5 separate regions of the Mus musculus genome follow, and regions 2, 3, 4 and 5 are each linked to region 1. The links are chromatin loops, found by intact Hi-C in ENCODE. Cell type or tissue: left cerebral cortex. All regions are shown on one strand.

Region 1 (5,000 bases):
TGTCCTGGATAAACTCTATTCTATACTATATGCCATTGTGTAGCTGGTCTCTCAGGAGGGAGGGATGCCTCGGCATGGGCCTGCAGAGGCATTCCCTTCCCCCACACCTTACCACACCCCCACCAAACATATTCCTTCTCTCCCTTATCTTTTTTTATAAAACACAACAAATACACTCCAGGTTACATAATATACACAGGTGACAGTGCCACAGTAGACTGTTAATTTGTACAATTATACTTTAAAAATCCGTCCAGGGCTTGTAGGTAGCTCATGGGATAAAGTGAGGCTGTACAAGCACTCAGACTTGTGTTTGATACCCAGCACTTGTGTCAAAAAGCTGGGCATGGTTGTTCATACTCGCAATCCCAGCACTGAGGTGGTAGAGGCAGGCAGAGGCCTGCGGCTTGCTCACCATTCAGACAGCTGAGGAATGAAGATTGAGGTGGTCTCTGGTTCCCATATGCACATACATCTGTACACTACCGCGTGCACGTGCGCGCGCGCATGTACACACACACACACACACACACAAATACAATCAGAAATCAGTGCTAAAATTTTAAATGCCAAATTTGACCTGTCCCTAGTTTGTAATGGAGAAGGCTTTATTGGGTATTTAATATACACTTATCGTCTCTCATCTTCAAATCTACTCTGCCACTACTTTCCTGGGCCCTCTGAATATTTTTCTGAACCTTTGTTGCTATACTAAATGCTGTCAGTAGAGGGCACTAGAGAGACAGCAGATACAAAAGACTTCCCAGTTGTGATGCAAGGCTCTTTGCCAGCTCCTGCAGTGCCCTTCTTGGGGTATATTCTTGGGCACCGGGCTCCTGAGCCATCTGCTGTGTACTGTGGCCAACAACACCCTGTGGCACCACGTGTAGGCTGTTTTATAGCGGAGTGCTTCCAGAGCATTACCTCCTTTTAAGCGGCCTTCCCTGGTGCCCCGGATGTTTTACTGTTGGTTCTCTGCCATCCCGCGAGTCAAACCATGATTTCCCCACCGGCACAGGATTTGGGCCTGGGGGCGGGAGGTTCCACCTTGATTGGTGGATGCCTGAGTATCTGCCTACATCTTTCTTTTTCTTTGTTTGCTTTTCTTTATTGTTGTGGCTGGACTCTTCACTATTCCAATCCTCCAATCCTGTAATTACTGGATCCCAAACTTTCCCAGATAAACTTGTTGCAGTGTTAGTTAGACTCTTGATTAGATCCTGAGATCCCAACTGATGCACAATGGGACCTGGTTAGAAATGCGATCCAATGGATTGATACCCACCCCTGCCTGTCTTTCCTCCTTAGGGCCAAGTTCACGGTTTTGCTATACTCACTCATAGTGTGAAGAGAAGCCCCGACGTTTCCTTGTGAGCCCCTGTAATATCTGGCCCCCTTTAGTCTCCTGACCTCTCCTTTCACATCACAGTCTCTCTCCTTCCTCTTCCCTGGCAGTTTTACAGACACCATTCTCTCTGGAATCCTTTCCCTTCACCGTATGTATGTGTGTATGTATGTGTGTGTGTGTGTGTGTGTGTGTGTGTGTGTGTGTGTGTGTGTATGTATGTATGTATGTATGTATGTATTTTTGAGATGAGATCTCATTCTGTAGCCAGGATGGCTTGAATTTCATCATACAGCCCAGAACTGCTTTAACTCATGGCAATCCTCCTGCCTCAGATTTCCAAGTGCTGAGATTCCCAGTGTGCGGCACCACACTGCTGTCTTCATTTTAACCGTCGGTTTCCACCTTCTGACGGTCGAAGGTTGGCCTTTACTCACTTTCAGACAATCTTTTGGATTGATACCCAACCCCTGCTTTTATGAATTATAAACTGAAGGCAGGGACTGTGGCTCTCTTGACCCTGCGGGGTTTGCAGGGTCTAACACCTGTGACAAAGCCTATCCTTGCTCCTCCTGTCCTGGTCCCGTGTGATTTCCCTGCCCATGCTCCAGTTTGCCACAAGATGGCAGGCTAGGACACAATGTCGCTTGGTCTCCTTATAGAGATAAAAACCCCTAGGGGTTTAGGTTTAAATACATTGAGCCAGAAGAGGACCCTTGTGAAGTACATGAATCCAAAGTCCTCTGGAATTTCTGGAAATTCCTCTGGAAACGGTGGTTACATCCTCCACCTCTTCCCTGACAGAGGAACAGTTAGGAATACCAACAAGCAAGACAAAGGGGAAGACTCCCTGGGGAACCGGGCATTGCATTATTTAGAGATGAGTGTTAGGGAGTATGTGAGAACTCTTGAGCTCTGGTTTGCAGGGGATCCAGAATACATGGCTGTATCATGGCCGCTCCTTAGCTTTGCCCAGAGTAGATTCTGGAAGGAAATGCAGTAAGGGTCCCAGGCCCAAATCCGGCTTCTGCCTGTCTTGGTAAACAAATTTTAACTGGGCCAGGACAGAGATCACAGGATCTTCAAAGCCAGTACTACTTAGTGTTACAATGTTTGGGATTATCTGGTCTAGATGCGTGGAAACTGCTTAGAAGCCTTATATCTGGCTTAGCTGTGGGGAAGATCTGACTTCTTTCTGAGGAGCATACTTGCTTGGGGAGGGCAGTATAGATTGCTGAGGGCTCCTAGAGATTTAAATCAGAATTATTTTCAGGAATTGTGCACTTTATGTGCTGTACACGTTCAGTGTTTTCTTCCTCCTCTCCACTCTCCTCCCTTCCCTCTCCCCTTCTATATTTTCCTTTCCCTCCCTCCCTCCCTCCCTCTCTCCCTGCCTCCCTCCCTCCCTCCTTCCCTCCCTGCCTCCCTCCCTCCTTTCTTCCTTCCTTTTCTTTTAAGGGTCAGGGTTTTTCTGTGTAGCCCTGGTTGTCCTGGAGCTCGCTGTGTAGACCATTCTGACCTCAAATTCAGAGCTGGGTCTTCTGCCTCTCCTGGGATTAAAGGAGTGAGCTGCGTGGCAGACTGGCTTCCTGTCAGTTTTTAAGGGAAGAACAAAGGCGATACATGTGAACTCCTTGTACTTTCTCAGCACGCTTTCCCAGATTGGGGCCGTTAGACTAATTACTTCATTTATCAAGATGGAAATCAAAGGCCCAGTAGCTATTTACCTTTCATTCAAGAATACTCTTGGCATGGCTGGTGCAGTCTAATTATGAGCGAGGAGGTGCTCAGGCTTAGCTCAGTCAGGACTGTGTTAACTCGCTTCGCAAGGGTTGTGTGATTAAATACAGTCCGCACAGGTCATCTTCCTGCCAAACCTTTTGAGTAAAGAGAGTGGCCATTTCTTAGCTTCCTAACTGTTTTTGCACTTATGAAACCAGAAAAACAAGAAACAAGTTAATAATTTTAGAGCTCACACAGACTGTATCTAGGGCCTGTTAGATTTCTCTTCTTTAGGTAAATGATGGTTGTACACTTGTGGGAAGGTCTGTGCCAGGGAGAGAATTCTCAGCTCTCAGAGTATTGGTTTAAAACAAACAAACAAACAAACAAACAAACAAACATCCCAAAGAACCCAAGTAGGCGGTCTCTTTTCCTCTTAATTTTTTTGTAGGAAAGTTATTATATGACATATTCTTCATTGTATATACTTAGTGTGTGCATGTATACACACACACTTGCTGGCCTTCCAGATATGCATATTTTATTTCAAAGTAATTTTAGACTAACACATTTCTGTTTAATGAAGAAGTGAAGAGAGCGTGGGGCAGTATCAAGAGACATATTCTTGGCCGTATCTTCTTAAATTGTCCTTCAAACTATTGTAGTTAAATGTGTAATAAAACTACTATTTTATAGCCTGGTATGGTGGCTTATGCTTCTAATCTAGTACTCAGGAGGCTAAGGCAAGAAGGGCATGAGTTCGAGACTAGCCTTGACTAATCCCCAAGACTATTTCTAAAAAAAAAAAAAAAAAAAAAAAAAAACCCGAAAGACAGGCAGTAAGATAGCACAGTGGGTAAAAAAGCTCTTGCCTCACAAGCCTGGAGATGTGAGTTCTGCATAAGACTGGAAGCAGTCAGAAGGGTTGATCTGCAGAGCCCATGTCTGCAGGGAGAGAGCCAGTTCCACAAAGTTGTCCTATGACCTTGCCCTAGTCACTGTTCTATTACTATGAAGAGGCATCATTATCACAACTCTTTTTATAAAAGAAAGCATCAAGCTTACAGTTCTAGAGGCTTAGTTCATTTTCATCATGGAGGGAAGCATGGCAGCATCTAGGCAGACACTGAAGCACTAGGTGAGAGAGCTTTATATCCTGAACCATAGGTGGGGGTGGGGGTGGGGTGGGGGGTGGGGGTGGGGTCTGGGCTTGGCTTGGGCTTTTGAAACCTCAAAACTCCCAGTGACACACTACCTCCAATCAGGCCATACCTTGTAATCCTTGTAATCCTTTCTAATGGTGCCATTCCCTGGTGACCAAGCATTCAAATACATGAGCCTTATAAGGCTTATTCTTATTCAAACCAGCACAGACCTCCTCATGTCAACCTTGACACCTGTACTCATCAAACCCACACATCATACATGCACACACAATAATAACACGTTTTTAAAATGTAAAGGTAGCTTTACAAAGTCTTTTTAGTGTATCTGTAATCTTAGTTACAGTTATCTGTATAAATTTAAAATACAAAACTAAAAGAAAAGAAAACAGAAACAAAACAAAAAATCAGATGAGTTCAAGGCCAGCCTGGTCTACATAGTGAATTATGGGCAGCCAGGGCTACATGGTGAGACCTTGTCTCAAAAAAACTGACATCCATCAAAAAACAACAACAACAACAGCCCCACTTCCAATCCACCAAGGTGGAATCTTTCTAGACTTCCAGTCTGAGCCTGCCATTTCTGTGTGGCAGGAGACCAGAGTATTTGGCTGAAATGAAGGAGTTAAAGGAGCCTGGGAATTTGGACAGAGTGGAAAAAGCCTTAAGTAGTGATCATTCAAACTCAGAGAGCAAGCTGACTGGAGAAACCTTGTTGATCTTTCCTTAAGTATGGTCAGATGCTACAGTTTACTCATGGGAGAATCGTC
Region 2 (5,000 bases), 62 kb after region 1:
CACCTTGAACTCTCAGCAGCTACATTTACCCATAGAACACCTGCATACAACTGGGATCATTAATGTTCTGCCATGGAAGGGGAAAGGGCTCATGGGACTCTGCAACTTCTTGAGCCTTTTTTTTTTTTTGCCAGTTAATCATTGCTATGAGAGACATTTTCTTCAGTGATATAGCCACTTGTAAGTTGCCTTTGTTGCTTTCACCCTAACTAAACTAAACAAATCTAAACTAAACTAAACTAAACTAAACTAAACTCAACTCATTGCATCAGCAAGCTGAGTGTGTATGGAATGATTTCTTGGTCTGTTATTAGTGACCTATGTGGAGTTAGTAAATATTTATTTCCCCAGGAAAAGTTCACACCACAGAGCTAACTTATGAGTTGAGATTTAAGTGAGGCACACTGTTGTAAAATGATGAGTTCCTCTATAGTGGAGGGAATGGCTTGAGAAATGGCAGGGTGGTAGTGGATCCTATGGAGGGATGCTCAGAAGGTCATGGATGGTAAGCCAGAAGCTGAGGGAATGTGTTGGCAAAGAAAGTTTTGCTTGTAAAACTATTGTCAAGTGACATCCATATGGGCATTCCTGGGGGTGAGCCAGCAGGGCCATCCAGGCTCACAATAGTGGTGCAATTGGTAGTGAGCAAGCCAGGAACAAGACTGGAGGTCTGAGCGCTGACCCTAAGAGCAGACTGCCCAGAAGGCCCAAAGTGACAAGGGCTCCTGCTGAGTTGTGACTGGCTGTGAACTGCATTCTTGGTGACCTCAGAGCAAGTGATACTGACCAATAGAACTCTCCCACCAGAGAGAGAATCATATGGACCCAGAGGACCTTAGGGCATCTATCTAAAACCTTCACAGGAAAACACATATCTTTCCTATAGCTAACTCTGAGACATTTGTCAGTCCATCATAGTTTTTATTAGTCAACTTTCCCTCTGAATATAAATCCAAGCAAAGAAATTCACTTGGAGGACTCACATAAAACAAAGCAAAAGAAAACCATGGGAAAAGGAAGGAGCTACAACCCGGAGGACACCCTCCACCCAACATTTGCATGAAACATTTGAGCTGAGAAAGACAACACAAGAGTCAGCACTCCACTACGGCAGCTCCACAAACTGAGAGCTTCACAACACCAGAACACAAAGATGATGTGGCAACTAAAGTGACCGCAAAAGACTAGCTTTTAAAGGTTCAAGACCAGTGGGTGGAATGGCTCAGTGGGTTAAGGCATTCTCAGTAAACCTGAGGATGTAGGTTCAAACCCTGGAACTCCCATGAGGGAAAGATAAGTAATTAGCTCAAGTTGTCCTCTGACTCCCACATGCATGTCCTGCTGCAATACGCAGACAGACGTGCATAGGAAACTAATAAATAAATATAAATTGAAAAAAGATTCAAAGACCAACTATAGGATTCATATGATCCAAGACAAGCAAAAGAAACTTACCAATGAAAGACATATAGACCTGAAAGATTAAAGATGTAAAAGTATGAAGGCAAAATTCAGCAAGGAAATAAAACACCCAAACAATTATATAGCTAAGCAGAAATTCTGGAAATGAAAGACCCAACGAAAAATACAATAGAAAATATCATCAGCGGAGACAATAGTACACATAAATACACACATACAAAAAAAGTCAATGAATACCATAGAAAGTTCAAGAAGTCTGGGTACATGCAAGAGACCAAACCTAAGAATCCACGGGCTGTAAGAAAGAGCTGAGACCTGTAACCCGTGGGCATGTTACTTAGTGTGGCAGCTGCTGTGGAAATCAGCACAGAGGGCTTTCATAGCTAAGCATGGAAATCTCATCCAACCCAGATATCACTGCTGGGCCTGTGCCCGAAGGACTTTCCAGCCTGCCACAGCAAACAATACCTGCTCAACCATGGTTATTGAAACTCTTTTCACAACAACCAGGAAACCAGACTAGATGCCATCAATGGTGCATGGATAGTGAAGCGCAGTACAGATGCGTGATGGGATTTTATCCAGCCCCAGAGAAAAACAAAATTAGGAAATTTGCTGGTGAGCGGATGAAACTGGAGAACATTATTTTAAGTGTGGTAACCCAGGTGGAGAAAGACAAATATTTCATGTGCTCTCTCGTTTGCAGATTCTAGCCTGTAATTGTAAGATTGTGTAACCAGGTGGAGAAGTTATGGAAAAATATTAGGAAATTGGAAGGGGCCCATGAAACTGGAAAGGAGGTTTCTAAGGGAGAAGGATGGAGGGAAGACAACAGGATAAAGAGGGAGGGGTGGAGAGATATCAGGGTGCAGCAGAGAAGACGGGGGGGGGGGGAGGGAAGGGAAGAGCACAGGTCCTGTAGGGCGGTCAACCAGAGCGACATTATGAGAAACCAACATGGGTATCCCGCACTTCAGAATCTAATTAAAAAAAAAAAACAACCTTCCTTAATTATACTTATCCTCCAGCTAAAGATCCAGTTTTCAATGTAAATTTGTGACAAATTTCTACTGTCTGATGCTGGGGTAAGGAGTGTCTAGAACATAAGTAGACACTCCCAAGAAATGCCGGGTGACCCAGGTCCCTGGGCTCTGAGGAGTGTTAGGATAACTCCTGGGAGAGTCTGAGCTGCTTTGCTGGCCCCTCTTCCCTCCAGGATCTGTGGAGTACAGTGTCTCAGATCTTGACTTACATTTTCCACCCCACACCAACATAAACAAATCTCCTTTTCCCTTTTGAACATGAAATGGTGCAAAGATAAACACACGTTTCCTATTGTCACTAAAAACGCATTCATTCCCAGAATAATGCGGCGCCTGGGTGAACAAGGAAGATAGATATTTTTAGGGAGACTCTCTCTCCTTTGGAACAGGAACAGAGCACCTGCTAAATCTGGCACAAAGCGATGACTGCTCCCTGGCAGACTCGCATACAGATGCCTGACTCAGCGATGACGGGCGATTTCCAGCCCAACAGCAGTTTCTGGGCGTAGGGTTTCAGCTCTGAACAGCTGTTGTAATTCCTTCAATATTTTTAGTAACTTATAGTTGCAAGTGCAGAATTGTGACTAGCAAGAGCATAAAGGGTGGATTTTATGCCCCCCCCCCCCGGAATTAAATAGTGTGCTTCGGTTATTAGGGGATTGAGTCACAATTTTAAAGAAAGTATTCTTTCTCAGAGCATGCCTAAGGACCAATATCTTATCAAATGTCTAAGAAGAAATGAAATGCGTTCATTTTAGTCCACTGCATTTAGCTCACCTATGAGTTAGCCGCATCCTTTAATAGTCTAAGCTAATAATTTACAACTCAGATTAGAATCTGATCTTCAAGTATTATTTTTATTCAATTATTATTTTCTCCAGAAAATACCACCTGAGGGGTGTATGCATTTATGTAAGGACAGGGGAAGCTGACTTTGGATTCTGTGGTTCAAGTAGAAAATCACAAAAGCACATGGGAAGAGACACGATTTTAACCACAAGTACAATATGAATGAGCGACCAGAAGTTCTCTGTGTCACCTTTAATGACACACTCATAGTGATCATTTCTTTTTGTTAAGGGGGGAAATTTATTTTCTTATAACTCTCCCGATTAACCTCAGCTTTATGCATGGAGTAGTCTAGAAATTGTGACTGCACGCCTGTAGCCAATTTGTCTTCCTTAATTTTCATGATTTCCATGGTTATGATTCTATAATCGGTGAAGCATGCACGAGAAAATGAAGGGCAGGACAGCCTGTGTTACCTTGTACCTCACTGGCTCTCACAGACCTCTTAATTGGGCTTAATTTTGGAGCATTTCAATGCTTAAAAATAGCATCAGATCAGGAGCCCTCTGACACTATCTTTCCTAAGTTTCTAGGGAATGAGCGTGGATATGCAGAAGAAAATCCTAAAATGCTGCAGCAAGGCTTATCTCTAGAAGGCAGGGTAAATAGTCTCCCCCACCTTCCCTTCTAATGGTCACGCCTCCAGGCCTTGCAAAACAGACCTTCTTTGAGAAATAAAAGTCAAAGAAGTGCCATGATTCTTCTTCCCATACATACTGTCACAGGGATGCAGGGTTTGAAAGTGATTTTTATTAAGGCTATAGCAAGTTCTTTTACTAGTGGTGTGTGTGTGTGTGTGTGTGTGTGTGTGTGTGTGTATCCGGTGCTGCTCTCTCTGCAAATCCTGATGTAGACCTCTGAGCTACCTTTCTAGCGCTATGTCTGCCTGTGTGCTGCCATTCTTCCCACCATGACAAAAAGACACTAAACCTCTGAAACTGTAAACCAGACCCAATTAAATGCTCTCTCTTATAAGAGTTGATGAGGTCATGGTGTCTCTTCACAGCAATGGAACCTTGACTGAGACATACCACATAGGCCAGAAACAATGGCATGAATGATCACGAACTAGGACTTCTAAAACTGTGAGGTAAATAAATTTTCTGCCTTTAAGCTATTTCTTTACGGTATTTGTCACAGTGCTGAAAAGTCTGTCTAATACAGGTTTCACTATGGGGTCTAGGGAGACAGCAGTACTCAGACCACAGCAGTCCTCAAGATATGGTAGCTATTTATTGTTGTTGTCATCGTCACCATGACCACCATCATCATCATGTGTCATTTCCACCATGTAAGACAATATGGCTAGCGGACAATAGAAAAAGATATACACTTGTTGCTTTATATCTTGGAGGTGTAGTATTAACTCACTGGGTTCAGGGCACCAGAGACCAGAAATAGTAAACCAGGAGTCCTTTACATATCAGGCTTGTAGTCTGACTGTTAGGATGCAGGGTGGAGACGGTATCTCCAGCTGTGGATCAAAACAAGAGACATCCAATACCCAAGTCACAAGTGCAAGAGAAACCCACTTACCTGCTTTTTGGCAAATACTTTAGAAATCTTTCTGCACCTTAAATATAAAAGCTCCAAACTCAACACTAGACATTTGGGGACAGGAGAAGCAAGGAAGACAAGTATGGCTAAGGAGACTCAGAAGAAGAACACATCTCTGGAAATGAGAAC
Region 3 (5,000 bases), 370 kb after region 1:
AGAGTAAGGTGGAGCAGGGAATGCGGGTGTGTGTGAGAAGATACAGTGGGGAAAGTGGGGGTAAGATGAAGGACGGGTATGTGTCTGGGAGTAATCATCCAAAATGAAATGTGCCTGGAAACCGCATATGAAACCCTACTTAGCTAAGCTAATGTCAAATGTAAAGATAAATATTTTTCAAAGTTGATTGCCAAGGAAAGTGCCAGTCGGGTGGGGGGGGTGGACCTCTATTCATACGATGAGAAATAAGGGGTGCACATGCTTGCTTGAAGACACGCCTGTCTCACCGTTATGTCCATACATGAGCAGAAAGGTGAGGCTAGAATTAGTTACTATTTGCAAGGCCACGTGTCTTCATAGTATTCTTTTTACTACATGGATTTAAATACATTAGGGTGATGCGTGCGTGGGTGATAGAAGAAGCCAGAAGGGAAAATTGGGAAGCTTTGGTTTTCAACTTTTTCACTTGCACTCTCTTAGAAAAGAAAATCTCAGCTTAAAACAAAATTCAGGGTAATGAAAACGTTAACCAAAACACTGAGAGCCGCAGTTTGCAGAGAGCCATGCAAGCTAGGAAGTGTTATATGCTTTGTGTACATCGTGTCCCCCCTGAATTTTCCCCACTCCCCACATAGGAAGGTTTTATTCTTGAACTGTCCATTCATAGTTCTATAGTAGATGCAGTATAGAGGGATTCCACTTGATTCGCAGTTCCACACATGAAAGGTTCTCTTCACCTTTGACCTTGAAGCTACTTGACACTTTCAGATGGTGAAGTGGGGCCCGGGGAGATGGCTCAGCAGGTTATGGTGTCCACAATTAAACACCACAAACTTAGTTTGATTCTCAGGATCCATATATTGTGGAGGGTAAGGATTGGCTTTTGCAAGTTGTTCTCTGACCCTGCTAATATGAGAACCTTGAAATTCCTGTAAACATTGTTGATTGTTCTAAAGGGAATGTGTGTGTGTGCGCGCGCGTGCAGATCTCTCTTAGATATTTCTAAATACTGTAATAGCAAAACATTAAAAAAATAAAAACAGTCATGGTTAGGAGCCCCAAATATATGTCAGAGGTTTCATTGGAGACCCTGATCTTCCTCCTGGGTGGATGGAAATCCAACGTTACTGTTCTTTAAGCAAAGGACTCAGCTTTATTCTCAATGAGGGGGAAGGTATTGCCACCTGCCACACTTCCTGGGCAGCACTCTTTCTAAGAACCTCCTATCCTGGTGTTCTTAGTTCCCCCCCCCCGCCCCTTCCTGAACTTTGCTTTTGTTTGTGGTATTTAGACATGCTGTTTTCTCTCCTCTGTGTGTGTCCTAGGATTTGATCTAATTGTCTGCTGTTCAAGTGTCACTCAGCATTATTATTGAGAAGACAAATGGGACACAGGTCAGAGTTCATCAAGAAGGCATCTGCTTGCTAGAAGTGCACAGTGGAAGCCCTCCGAAGTGATCTTTAAGGAAAGCTTGGAAAACATTTGCCAGAGAGGGCCATCTTCTGTGCTTCTTCCTTGGAGGGATAAAAAAAAAAAACAAGTGAGTGCAAGGGAGTTCCAGAAAGTCCCCTGTTTGGGATGTCTTTTTCTAAAGTAGGGAAGCAAATGGGGTTATGTGTGCTGCTGCTGTTTGATTAAACTGTGAGAAGAAAATGGACGCTTGTTGGTGCACAAACATCGCTGAGAAAGTTTCCACTCCACTTGCTGAGTCTCTCACCTGCCAATGTCCAGTGGCTTCAGGTTACTGTGCCTTTACAGGCTCAAGTTCTCTTACTGGACTTTCTTAAGCTAACAGTTGTTCTTCCACTTAGCAGAGGGGCCAGAAGCCTCAACCTATGAGAGCCCACAATTGCTTTGGCACTGGAGACAAGCGGGGCAATGGCTGCATTGTTCTTTTTGCCCTCTTGAGTAGGCAACTGTCTTCTCCATCGGATCTTGACACGGAACAAGGCTGAATCCAGGGTCCTTGGAGAGTCACCTTCCTTCCGCTACCCTTTATGTGCCTTTCTGCCCTGAAGCCGTTAAAGCTGTTTGGACTGGACGACTCTGGACTGCCTGCCCTTACTCCTTGCTAAACACAGACTGGAAGTTGGGGGAAGAAGGAAACCCAAGTCAGAAAGCTCATTTTAGTCCAGGTGCCACCTGCAGCCCGGGTTTCCTTGTGGACTTCTCTGCATATATCATGCTTTGGCCTCAGAGATTGCTTGAGAAAGCACTAAAAATATCCAAGGCAAGAAAAACGCAGCGCTACCAAAGACTGGCAAGCAGAAGCGGCTCCTAGGTGGGTGGGGATCCTGCCACTGGCTTCCAGAGCGCGGGAGCCCTGGCGTCTCTGCTCAGGGAGCACCTAGGTAGCGGGATTCCCGGGCTGCCTTCCAGGAACCCCGCAGAGTCTCCGGTACTCCCTGGGGCACAACCCTGCAAGCTTCATGCTTCAGCTCTTGAGAGAGAGCAAGCTCGGTGCCCCTCTCTGAGCATGCGCGGTCCTCTCCCCGCCTCTACGCCCCCCCACGCCCCCTCCCCGCCGGCCTTTTGCTCCTTCCCTTTCATTAAACAAACGGGAGGTCCCAAAACCTGGACCCAACGACAAGAGGAGGCAGCAGAGGAGGCTTAGCAAGGGATGGTCGCCGAGGGGAATCTGTGATCCCGCGCACTCCCGCCCCCACCCCGCCCACGAGCGCACACACACACACACACCGCACAAACACACACACTCGCATACGCCCGTGCCGCGCGCTCGCCCGCTCGCTCTCCCACGCAAGCGGAATGCAGCAGCGCCTGAGGAGCTCGTCTGCAGCCGCTGCCTGAATGCACCTCGCCGCCTGCAGTCCGTCCGCCCAATAGGGCGCAAGGAAGGAAGCTTGGCCGCCAAAGGTGAGTGTGGTGCCCGGGGCACAGCTGAGGCTGGACATACTGGGGCGAAGGGGGCAGGTTTCCGACTGGACGAAGCGACTCAGGTGGCCCACGCCTGGCTTGCCGGTTGCAAGGTGCAGATGAAGGTAATGCCCTGGTTGTTCCGAGGAGGAGAGCGCGATCCCATCCCAGCGAGGATCTCGGCTCCTGCGAGGTGCCAGATGGACCCAGAAGAAAGCTACCCCGTCCAGGCTCGTAAACTTTCCTCTCCTGTCATTTGGAAAACGTGGAGACAAAGGGGGCGTGGAGGCGCTCTCTCGGTCCGGTTCCGCCCTTCAGACTGCATTGGGTCGAGATACCCAGCAGGGTTGCAGGGGTGGGCGTGGGGATCCGGAGACCTTTCCAGTAGCTGTTGTCAAACCCACCGCCCCAGCAGGGGTTGAGATTTCTCAGCCCCTAGCTGTAAGCGTTGCCATTGATTTTGCCTCAGGCGTGGGCACCTGCCAGAGATTCTCTTTCCTGAGCTCCAGGCGCATAGTAACAGTGTCACCTGGAGAATTAGGATGGCCAAGGGCTTTCTTGTCGACTTCGACGGTGACCGAGTTTCTAGGGTGAGGCTCGGGTCAGTGCAGGATGAGTGATGAGTTATTGAAAGGCTTGGAGTAATCACCTCCTAGAAACGCCGGGCCCCAGGGTCTCTGCTCCCGGGAGAAGGCGCTGTCTTCACAAACACCACTGCAGCAGATCTGGGAGCTGGGCTGAGACAGCTGTGTGGCAGCGGTGTCAAGCGAATCTGGGAATTTATTTTTGCCCTGGATTTTGTGGCACACACGTGTGGACTACGTGTAGGATTCTGGGCTGTTATTTGTCTTTGTGGGGATACAGGTTTTTTTTTTTGCTTTCAACCTATTCTGTGGAGATTCTTTGCCACCTGCCACCTAGTTATCTAGTTATTTCCCTACCTATTTCTCTTCTGCACCAGGGAAAAGGTCCTGAGAACAGAATTTCCATTTGAAAAGCCAGTCCCCGCTGAGATGAACTCTGAGCAAGGGTCTCTTGCGACTGGGGGAAGCCTGGAATCTAAGGGCCCTTTGAGGTAGCCAACACTGGGTCAGCAGGTGAGGCCAGACAAAGAGGAATAGAAGAGGGGCAAACGAGAGGCATTTAAAGAGGTGTGAACAGACAGCCAATTAAGGCAGGATGAGGGCCAGTGGCAGGCACTGTAAGGCGTTCACTGATTCCATTCTCCTTTCTGGGGCTGTGGTTGGCAGTCCCTGTTCATGGAGTGGGATCTACTTTGGAGGTGCCCAGGTTGTTGCATCTGGACCACAAAAGACTTGGTCTTCCCAAACTTGCCTTTACTATACAAACAAGTTTGGGTTTTTAGGTATAGAAAGTAAATGTGTTCACGTTTCTCCATCCTGCCGTGTTTGTGACTGGAAGGTTGGGTGGATGCACGTGGGTACAGTTTTTGTCTCTTCTATAAGCTAGAGTCTGGTGTTGAAGCGAAGCTGGTGCTGGCAGAAGAAATGCTGGAGGCCGGGATCCAGTATTAGTGACTGGACCATATAGCCATGGGGCCTTCTCTCAGACCTTCAGGTGGCAATGATTTTGCTTTGATAACTTTAGGACTGAAATGTGAGACACTGTGACATATATGAGCTTCACTAACAAAGTTCACATGAGAGACCTTGTTTTGCCGGGTGAGGCTTGGAAGAGGAAAGGAAAAATATAGAGGGGCAGGGGTGGGTTGATCAAGGGAAACAGAGGACTGAAAAAGCCTAGCTTTAGGACTCCATTGAAGTGTACAGCGAGAAAGAAATCCAAAAGTGTTTTTGCTTGTTCTTTTTCAAATAACTAGGGAAGAAAAGACCTTCCCAGAAGCTAGTTATTCTTACCTCAGGGTGACAGTCTCAGCCTGATTCTCGAAACTCTCGGCAGGAAAAGATGGAGGGTTTTGGCTTTTTTTTTCTCCCCTTACCTAGAGTTCTTTATCTGCTACAATATATTTTCTTTCTTCCTTTGCAAGACGCAGTTATTTTGAACACGCAGATTCTGTTGACAGGTGCCTATTGACCATGTGTCCTGCACTCAGTACCAGAAGCCACTCAAAATCTAGAACCCAGTTCTGGCCCTCAGAGTGTTTT
Region 4 (5,000 bases), 79 kb after region 1:
GAAAAAAAACAATACTCCCCTAATGTGATGGGCCTAAGGAATACCTATAACTTGTGTTTGGCTGATTGGCTGTCATTTTGTGGTATTCCAAATAGGGACAATAAGAAATGAGAAGTTTTGCAAGAAAGGCCTCTTGGAACTGTTTGGCTCTGCTTCTGAGACTCCTGCCTGTGTGAGGCACAAGGAGGTATGTGGGACTGTCCCCTTCTATATGCAGAGTCTGGAGCAGTGCAGATGCTCCTGTGTGTTGGGCCTCACCCACCGGTGGTGTCCTCGGAGATGGAGGCGGCTTCCCATGAGAGAATCTGCTGCTAATATCAATCAGCAGATCAGCTTCCAATACTGGCTGCTGCTGCCTTGTGACATTCCAACCGGGAATCTCAAAATAGTTGAGGAGAATTGTTAGGAAGATTCTAGAAACTCTAAAGTGTAGCCTTCCCCAGCCTGAAGCGGGCTGGTACAGACCTTGTCGCCACTGAGGTGGGGCCACCTGCGGTGCAGCTTTCGGACTTGGCTGGCTTCTTTTGAAGTGACAACTGCCCTGAGATTCTGCTACCTGCCAAGGGGCTGAACCTGTCTTCCTGAGACATTGCTTTATAAGCAACAGCCTGGCAACCAAGTGCTGACGGCATGGCGACAAAGCACCAAGAATGGACTGGCGAGGGGTGGGGGGTGGGTGGGGGGAGGAGGATGAGCCTTCCCCCTTACAAGCACAGTCCCTTAGTAAACTCGAGGGCCTTGATCAGAGAAAAATTTGTCTTGGCCTCATCATTCTTTTTCTCGCCTTCTAGTTTCTCTTTCAGCCCCAGCCTGCCTTCCAGGAATACCTGGTTCATGTAGGCCGCGGGCCGGCCTCCTACTCCACTAAAGTCCTCTGTGAGGACGTTGTTGTCACCTTTGTGAGTGAGTGTTGAAGTCACAGTGACCCTGGAAGAGGTTGTGTATGAGGTGAACGTGTGATTTACACCCTACACTAGTGCACTTCTAAGAGAGAAAGGAGACTAATTAAGTAGCCGAGGTATTGGGTGTAAAGTGACTCTCCCAGATGAACCAGATGCGTACCCCTCTGTTTAACAAGCTCCTTAGGTGGTTATTCTCAAAGGGAATGGGCCACGTCCTGTGAGGGACTGTTTCAGAATAAGCATGTCCCTTCTAGGGTGGGCACTGAGAGTCATGTGGCCGGCAGCTGAGGAACTAGATTAGACAGGACTTTAGTGTCTGACTCTACTTATTGCCAAGTGACCACCTAGTCTCCCCCCATCCCCAGCCCATCTCATATAAAATCTCTGCTGCAGAACTAGTATTATCTTGTGGCAGAGGCCAGCCAGGACCTGACACAGAAGGTGATGGCTAGGCACTTTCTAAAGGACTGCCTGAAAAATCTTTCTATGACATTCTGTCAGTTTTGGGGACAAAGCAGTTGACACCTGAGTGTGTGTGTATTGCACATACATATCAATACACACATATACACACATAGAGTTTGAAATTAGTCTCCCACTCCCTTTGCTTAAATGTTGTTTCTGTGTTTACACTTGTGTATGCATACACTTACACACACACACACACACACACACACACACTCTAAGACAGACAGACACATACTCAAAGACAGACAGACAGACATGCAGACAGACATACACACACACACACACACACACACACACACACACACACACATACAGGGAGGGGGAACAGGGCACAGATGCAGTTAGGAATAGACAGGGAGCAGAAAGATTCACTCTTCTTACTGACAGAATCTAATCTTGAGATGAATTGGTCCCTCATAAGCCAACAGCTGGGTTTAACAGTCATAAAAAAAGTACTCCCGCTTCATAGATCAATCTGGAAAGGGCTTCATTCCAAAACAATCCAGAGACATCAATCGCAGTTTTCAGGATTGATTACATCCAATTCAAGCCACAGTGGCTCTGAAATTAGTCTCCACCCTCTCTGCTTAGGTATTACACTTCTGTGTTTCTGTGTGCACACACGAGGGGGAGAGGAGAGAGAGGGGGGGAGGGAGGAGAGAGAGGGAGAGAGAGGAGGGAGAGAGGGAGAAAGGGAGAGAGGGAGAGAGGGAGAGAGGGAGAGAGGGAGAGAGGGAGAGAGACAGTCCAAGGACCATAAACTAGTTCCTTCCAGTCACAGCACAGCCTAATGGTCCACGTGATGCAGGGCAGCCTGCAATTCAGGCACATATTTTCTGGGTCTACTCTGTCAGTAAATAATATGACACAGATGCTGCTGAATATTTTATGATGAGCTTGCCCCAGGAGTCCCTAAATGTTTTATGATTTCCGAGGAAAGCAAGCAAGCATTCAGAGCTGTTATGTTCAGCAGCAAGCTCAAAATCTTTATTATGTCTGAGGTAAGAGGACTTCCTTTCTCTCACTTTTGAAAGAAGACAAAGGCGAAAGCGTCAGATCACGTGACCAGAGTAAACAGGAGCGCATAACACCTAAGCGGAGGGGGTGGAGACTACTTTCAGGGCCACTGTAATGATCCTGTGGCTTCAATTGTACGTAATCATATCTCGGGATTGTTTTGGAATGAAGCCCATGGAGCAGGAGTACTTTTTTGTTTTGTTTTGTTCTATGACTGTTAGGCCCAGCTGTTGTTTTACGAGGGACCAATTCATCTCAAGATTAGATTTTTGTCACTGTTGGAAATGAGTCTTCAAGGCCTCCTCTTCACCGTGTCTATATTTTCTTAAACAGCAGAGGGCGCCCTACCGACAGCAAATTTAAGGCTTTCCCCACGAGGGTATTTATCTCCCTCTTTGCCCTTGTTACAGCATTTAGTGGGCTCAGTGAGTTGGTTTGGCTTATTGTACACCGGTTTCTCCTTTATTTTCAAGCTGTTAGGAAGTTTCTATATCTAGATGGTGTGAAACTCTAAATACTGGTCTGAAATAAGTCTGTGCTGTATGTGCTCAATAAAATCTAGTAAAGGAAAAAGAGCTACGGACAATTTGGGGGCAATTTTCCAACGTTGACTCAGATTTTAGTTTAAAAAAAAAACCAAACTAAGGAAGCAGTTGCCTGTGCTCTTCCTCACTTTCAATGCCGGGAGCCTCATTTCAGATGGAGAAGACTTAGCAGATATCCACACCTCTCCTTACCAATTAAGCAAAAGTCTCTTGCTGCAGGAAGGCTGTGTCGCCAGCTCTTTCCAGGCTTCTCTGGTGATTTGCATACGCAAACAGCATCCAGCCTTTGATCTGTTCCACTGGAAGAGGCAGGCAAGCATAGTTTTGGCTGATGCGGAAACTACTTGTGTAGCCTTTAGAATCGGTCTTAATTTAGAAATCTGACAGACTATAACCCTTTCTACAGCTCTTCATTCTGCGCCCATCTCCCTCCAGTTTTTTAGGCGAGAATCAGCACTGCAGCATGAGGTCTTTGGTAAAATCACAAATCCTTTCTCTAAGTGCCTTTGGCCATACATCTCACCGCTATTTTCCTTTCTCGGACCTCTAGTTGTAGCAATGGCTTGCCCTTCATAACTCCACACTGCTTCCCTCCTCCTTCTGGCTGGTTTTATGCCTTTCTTCATTTTCTAGATGCAGTGAAAGCTGAGACTTCCACACAGAGAGGGAAAGTGGTTACTTAAGATGTTGCCACCCTGCATCAGAATGTCTTACAATTTTCTGTTCTTGAAGACTAGGGAAGATCCTGGGAGATGCTGCAACTTCAAACGTAGATATCATCAGAGCTAGCTAAATGGGCGTTAGAAATGTGCAAAGGAGAATCAGGTATGAGTGATGATTCTGATCTCACAGAGAACATGTACCCCATATAAAAGTGATTAAAGTAAACTTTTTGAGCACTGAATGTCCAGCCATGGGCTCACCACACCACTCTTCTAGTTCGCCACCTGACCCTACCTGCCCTTGGGGCTTGGAGTTGAGGTGGTGCAGAATCAATGACATAGACTCTGGGAGCAAGGGAGAAGCAAGCTGCTCTGAATGCTGCTGCAGGCTCCTTTAATACGCTCCACCCCCATTGGTCCCAAGAAAGCATCTTTTCTAAACAGCAGTTTCTGATTGGCTGGCATTGTCTGTATCAGCAATCCTTGGTCTCTCAGGCAGCTAGTCCTCAACTAGGTCCTCCTGCTGGAGATGCCTTTGCGGCCCCTGGGTGTTTATACAGAGGCAGCTGCACCATTTCTCCTACAATAGTGTCTTAGTTTGGGTTTTACTGCCGTGAAGAGGTATCATAACCAAGGCAACTCCTATGAAGGCAAACATTTAATTGGGGCTGCCTTAGAGTTTCAGAGGTTCAGTCCATTATCATCATGGGGAGAGGCATGGCAGCATCCAGGCAGACATGGTGCTAGAGAAGGAGCTGAGAGTTCTACATCTTGATCCAAAGGCAGCAGAAGGGGATTGTCTTCCACAGGCAGACTGGAGGAGACTATCTTCCTCTCAAATCCAGGTCCCATCTTCACAGCCCACCGTGCAGTCTGGCTGGCTCATTGCTCCTTTAAGTCTTATTACATTCATTCCAGGTGATGATCAACATCTGTACAGTGTTATAACAGAGAACAAGGAGCATCAGGTCCCTTTGATAAGCAAGGACCGAAAAGGGGCTACAGGACTTCCTGTGTTAGACTTGCTGCCTTCAGAGGTTTGTCAAAACTGTTTCTGCCACAGTCTCCACTGAATGCAACTTCAGATCCAGGGCTGTTCTTGTCTAAGACCGGGAAGGGGCAACAGAATCCCTGATACACTTTCCTCTTGGCTCTCAGCCAGTTTGCAGTGACATCTCAGCTTTGTCATCTGATTTGTAGAATCCTCTCTGCTGCTGTGTTGATTTTACCCCTTAAGGATTTCCAAAATCATATCAACGCCCTTCTCTCTCTTTTCCAGAAGAAATACATTTGTTCACCTTGATCAAAAGATAGAGGGGGACATTTTCTCTGACCTGGTGGATAGTGGCTAGACTGTCTGGGTTCCCACCACATCCTTGTGATGTGCAAAAAGGCTTTTCTCTGCC
Region 5 (5,000 bases), 550 kb after region 1:
ATAAGCCAACCTGGCTATAACTATTCTATAAATAACTGACCGTGACACACACACACACACACACACACACACACACAGAGAGAGAGAGAGAGAGAGAGAGAGAGAGAGAGAGAGAGAGAGTACAGAGACACAAGATTGAATTTTGAAATGAAGGCAATAGGTTCAATTCCTCTGTCTGAATTTAGTATTGCTCATATGTATACGTGTTTCAGGCTAACCACTTAATATTGGATAACCTATTGGGGAAATCATTTTGAGAGAAGACTTATTCTCTCCCTTTGAGAGTAGCTGTTGATTGCCCTGTGGCTCATCATCTCAGGGTGAGGCCTTCTGAGATTTTCTTCATTCATGTTGGCATGTCAGCTAGTGTCATTATGCAAGTCTTGTGTAGGAAACCATATTGTTCAATTCCATTAGCATAACTTCCCTGTCATGTCTATATGACACTGTATATCTACCAATCCCCTGGGTCTTCTGGCTCTTAAAACTGTTCTGTCTCCTCTTCTGAGATGTCCCCTGAGCTTTAGGTATAGGAGTTGTGTTATAGATGCTGTGGTTAGCATCTTTAAAATGTGTGTTTTAAATTATGGAAAAAAACCCTTCAGTACCAATTATATGAAATAACTAATGTGGAGTTAAACACAGAGGAGAGAAAGCTAAGTAGGAAAGATAACATGTAATTACTAAATGTAAACACAAAAAATAGTTGGACAGAGGTTGAAATTACCAGTGAATTCCAGCGGGTTCTTGGTGATAGGATAAACTGAAGAGATGGGATTTAAGAGTGAGACAAACTGAGCTCATCATAAGTTCTGGGCAGAAAGGGGGCTGACATGTTCTAAAAGAATAAAATGGTGAATCGGTATGAAAGTGGAAAGTCACTGGGCAGGTGGCAGCTACATTTTATGGATGGTGAGTGGGCTGAGGCGGATCGATAGGAAGGGGATGCAAACTGGAAAGGGCGATGTCAAAATAAATGAGCCAAAGCAAACAGGTGACATGACCATCCCACATCACTACATCATAGACAAAATAAACACGTGACATGACTGCCCTATGTCATAGGCAAAATAAAGCAAACATGTGACGTGACCACCCTACATCATAGACAAAACAAAGTAAAACAAAACAAACAGACAAAACACACATCCTAGCTCACTCTCTTGTCTACTTTGGAACATATAGCGTTTCAGGATAGCACTATAGCAGGAGGTCAGCCTGGGTTACATAACAAACTGTCCCTGGATATTCTGTAAGATTTCTATGGGAGGTGTGCTTGTTTATTTCCCTTTCATCACATTTTCCAAACTCTAGGGTCAACAGCAGAATCAAAATGTCACCACCCTAAGTAGGGACAACTTTATGATACTGATCGTTTCTTCCATGAGAATAAAGAACATTTTGGATGTTGAAACTTACTTTATTTTTTTTTTCCTGTTTATGAACTGAAGATACATAAGATGCAGGAGAGTCATCCAATACTCAATTCTTTTTTAAAAATCTGTTCCTAATAACCTGATGCATTTCTTCTGGCATCATCCCTGCACGTTTTTCTTCATAATATGGATCATGCTATATTTCATATAAGATTCCCTTTACTGACCTGTCACCAAAAAAAAAAAAAAAGATTATTTAAATAAGATACCACATTCTAAAATGCTTTGCATTTAAAAGCCTTCAGCTCTGGATTTCTGCAGTATGATCTTATCAAGGTCTTTAGCAGGAAGTAAAATTAGACATGGAAACTGCTTGTAAATTTAGAGAACCCATTTGGAGGGTCACAGTCAGCAACGTCAGCAGATTCTACAGACTCCAATTTCTGTGCCTTGCCAAATGACTGAAGACCAAAGACAATTTGACTAGTGCCTTCTGACTTTAATTAATGTTTAATCGTCAATGGCAAAAATGTTCTTCCCCTCGTAACTTCTCATTAAGTCCCTTTTGAATCAGTTAACGCTGTTTAGAAAGATGTGGATATTTTCCCTAATTATGGTAATTTTGGCTACTGTCATAAAAAAAAAAAAACAACTATTGCTCCACATCACACTGTCAGAGATCATTACAGATGCGTACACACTTCTCCCCTCCCCCTCCTGGAACCAATCCAATCACGTCTGCAAATTAAATTTACTGAAAGATTTAAGAAAGAGAAGGGAAAGCCAAATATATCATCATATCTCATTCAGTCAATTCTAGAATAAAAGCAGAAGGGCATTCATCAAGATCCAGTGTTTAAACATTAAGGACTATTGATATAGAGTTGTTTCTTTTAGTAAATTTCATTATTATAAAATCCCATTCATTCTGCAAAGCAAGAGTGAGTCGAGACAATGGATTTCCACATTTCCCATGCTTGTTATTTCGAATCTTGCCGAGAAAGATCCATAAGGGTATAGGCAGCTCTGCTAAGATACACTGTTATATGATAAGCAAGATTGAAAGAACTGGGCACATATGGCTTTGCTCCTTTCTCCTGCCTTCATCTTGGGTGGCAGATACCACAGGAAACTTGTGTTCTACTCTGTTCTTTCTATGTGGGAACAGTTGTGGTTTCCTGTCCTGGTGGGGGCAAGGCTACCTAATTACGTGGTTCAGTCCTAGGAGGCCCATCTTAGCTGCCTGCTGTAAACTAGTATTTAGAAGTATCAAGGGTTATTTTAATTCTGGCCGGTACCTCTTGGGAGGCTACAATGTGTTCCATGTCTTGCCCTCTTTGAAGTCAGTGCTACTAAACAAGGGCTGGAAATTAAAAATGTAAAACACCACACCCATTTTAGGAATGGGTTTGGGGGGTTTGATTTGGTTTGGTTTTAAACTATCTTTAATCATTTTTTACAGCCCATTCCTTGTCTCCCTCCATGTCTGCCCTCTGGCAGTTCCTCATCCCGTTCCTCCTCCCTCCAACCCCACCCGTGGTCTCCAAGAAGATGTCCTCAGCACTCCACCCCACCAGCCCTCCCACTCCCTGGAGCCTCAAGTCTCTTGAGGGTTAGGTGCATCTTCTCTTATGTGTTGGGGTCTTGTACCAGCTAGTGTATGCTACGGGGTTGGTGGCTAAGTGTCTGAGAGATCTAGGGTATCCAGGTTGAGACTGCTGGTCTTCCTATGGGGTTGTCCTTCATGTTTTAAAGAAAGTTTTATCTTTTTCTTTCACATGACTCTCTGCTCTGAATTTCCATTTAGTTTTACTGTAAATACTGCTGTGTTCGCTATCCTTTCCTGTTCCACCCTGCACCTACTGCATTAAAAGGAGCTGTAGGGAAGAGTTGGAAGTGTCTGTGGCCCAAGTGTTTCTCAGCAGGAGGCCATTGGTAGTATCAGTGCCAATATCATTTTGATATTTTTCCTTTGCCCACATTAGAAATTATCCTCCCTGTTTTACTGAGTTTTGAAAAGGCAGAGAAACCCACACAGCTGCCCCAGAAGAGCAAGGATTTGCACTGGCCAGCTCCCAAGCCAGCAACTCCACAACTCTTGCAAGTTTCATCATCTGACTGCCATGATCGCTGAAGGGAGGGAAGGAGGAATAGGAGAAGGTACTCCGTAAGGAAAACGGGAAAAGTCTGTGATTCAGGAGCCAACCATCGCCTGCTAGCTCCTGACCAAGCATCAGGCCAAGCTCCTGACCGAGCAACAGGCCACAGTTTTGTTTTCTTTCTGCTCCCAAACAGCTTAAGCCATAGGCAGGAAGTTAATTAAATTTGTCAATTGCAAGAGTTTACTTTTCCCAGGCACTTCAGAAATAAATGTTGAGACTGATTCCACAGTGCTTTATAAAATACCTCAGTTTTGCTATTGATTATTTTGGTCTTACCACAACTGTTTTTCATTGTGGAACAACACTGTTGACATTGTTTCTCCCATATCTGACCAGTGCTTTGCAAATGTGACTACAAAAGGCAACTAAAGAATTCTTAGCCTCGAGAAGGTGTAGATATGAACCTAGCATGGTGGTACACACACCTGGAACTCTGGCACTCAGAAAGCTGAGACAGGAGTACTTTGAGTTCAAGGTCAACCTCAGCTATATAATGAGATTCTGTCTTAAAGAAATAAATACAAAGGGAAAAAAGTGAGGTTGATGAAGACATCAGTTGGACGGACCCTCAGTGTGCTTTCGGGAACACACAGATACATGCACCACACTCACACAAAACACACACTTACACACACACAAGCATTGATTCCTTTGTGTTACCACATTAAAACAATTACTTTAGAGAAAGGTGCAGCTATCACCCACTCTCTTTCTAGTGTTCTGACTCTGTTGATCTACTTGTGAGTAGAGTAGGATTTTTTTCCCCTCTTGTTCCTCTAGGAACAAGAGATGCCAGTTCTTCTGACTCATGACTGACCGTTTTTGGATTTCTCTCATTCTCTTACTTTCAGTTTTACAAGTTTAATATTCTGCTTCCAAGGTTCTATGTTTGATCATCAAACTGTGCCATAGTTGAAATGTAATCTTTAAAGCATTAGACAGAAAAGGGTAGATAAAAAGATCATACACAATGTAGGTCAGAAGGACCCAGACCTGGAGGAAGATCTAGGTGGAGTCACCAGTAAATAAACAAACCTCTTATGTAGATCCAGTTAGTGACAGGAAGATACTCTGATTTGTGGAAAGCCAGCTTTTATGGCACTGCTTTGGTTTTTTGTTTGTTTGTTTGCTTGCTTGTTTTGTTTTGTTTTGTTTTTGAAATAACTTGTTTTCCGAAGCTTCCTCTTTGGGCCTAGAAGTATCGCTGAGAACCCCCAGGAAGCAGCATGTCTGTCCCAGGTGAGCTATAACATTCCAGTAGATGAGTGTCTTGACCTGCAGTGAGCTCACAGAGCGTCTAAGCCCCTAAATTCCTGTTCTTGGTGCTTTCTTTGAGTTGTATGAGTATTCTTGACACTCCTTTTCTTAAAGAAAGAAACTGAGGCACTACAAAATGTTGGTGATTTGTCCATAGACCTAAGGTACACACACCACACTCTTAGACACACACACACACACACAC

What was found. Hi-C counts contacts between places; a loop is a spot of excess contacts. Peaks named below come from ENCODE experiments on the same cell type or tissue, not always from the same donor. Only the 100,000 strongest peaks of a DNase experiment are listed, where the experiment ranks them.
Region 2: it touches region 1 in a loop (2.8-fold over the local background); 4 of 42 quality-filtered maps call a loop at or near these places.
Region 3: a loop joins it to region 1, with 2.4 times the contacts of the local background. A loop is called at or near these places in 5 of 42 quality-filtered maps.
Region 4: it touches region 1 in a loop (6-fold over the local background); 17 of 42 quality-filtered maps call a loop at or near these places.
Region 5: a loop joins it to region 1, with 2.9 times the contacts of the local background. A loop is called at or near these places in 8 of 42 quality-filtered maps.

What each region holds. Positions count from the first base shown.
Region 1 is chr4:48,690,015-48,695,014 of GRCm38, forward strand. No RefSeq gene overlaps it. Among named protein-coding and RNA genes, the nearest start is that of Cavin4, 29 kb to the left of the region's middle. In left cerebral cortex, CTCF peaks have their summits at 728 (motif pointing right) and 1,966 (motif pointing right); DNase peaks (open chromatin) are centred at 801, 1,956 and 2,983; H3K4me3 peaks cover 331 bases.
Region 2 is chr4:48,752,056-48,757,055 of GRCm38, forward strand. No RefSeq gene overlaps it. Among named protein-coding and RNA genes, the nearest start is that of Gm52718, 21 kb to the right of the region's middle. In left cerebral cortex, no CTCF peak of the experiment used is centred here; a DNase peak (open chromatin) is centred at 2,898; H3K27ac peaks cover 371 bases.
Region 3 is chr4:49,056,744-49,061,743 of GRCm38, forward strand. Plppr1 (phospholipid phosphatase related 1) reads left to right here and starts at 2,719. Exons shown (of 8, transcript NM_178756.4): 1 at 2,719-2,874. In left cerebral cortex, no CTCF peak of the experiment used is centred here; DNase peaks (open chromatin) are centred at 419, 2,306, 2,944 and 3,465; H3K4me3 peaks cover 2,454 bases; H3K27ac peaks cover 1,010 bases.
Region 4 is chr4:48,768,855-48,773,854 of GRCm38, forward strand. No RefSeq gene overlaps it. Among named protein-coding and RNA genes, the nearest start is that of Gm52718, 3.8 kb to the right of the region's middle. In left cerebral cortex, a CTCF peak has its summit at 2,733 (motif pointing right); DNase peaks (open chromatin) are centred at 2,722 and 3,217; H3K4me3 peaks cover 462 bases; H3K27ac peaks cover 325 bases.
Region 5 is chr4:49,242,901-49,247,900 of GRCm38, forward strand. The region is part of intron 2 of Plppr1 (phospholipid phosphatase related 1); the gene reads left to right. It overlaps Gm32657 (a long non-coding RNA gene), which reads right to left and starts at 2,697. Exons shown (of 3, transcript XR_390555.4): 1 at 1-2,697. In left cerebral cortex, no CTCF peak of the experiment used is centred here; no DNase peak of the experiment used is centred here.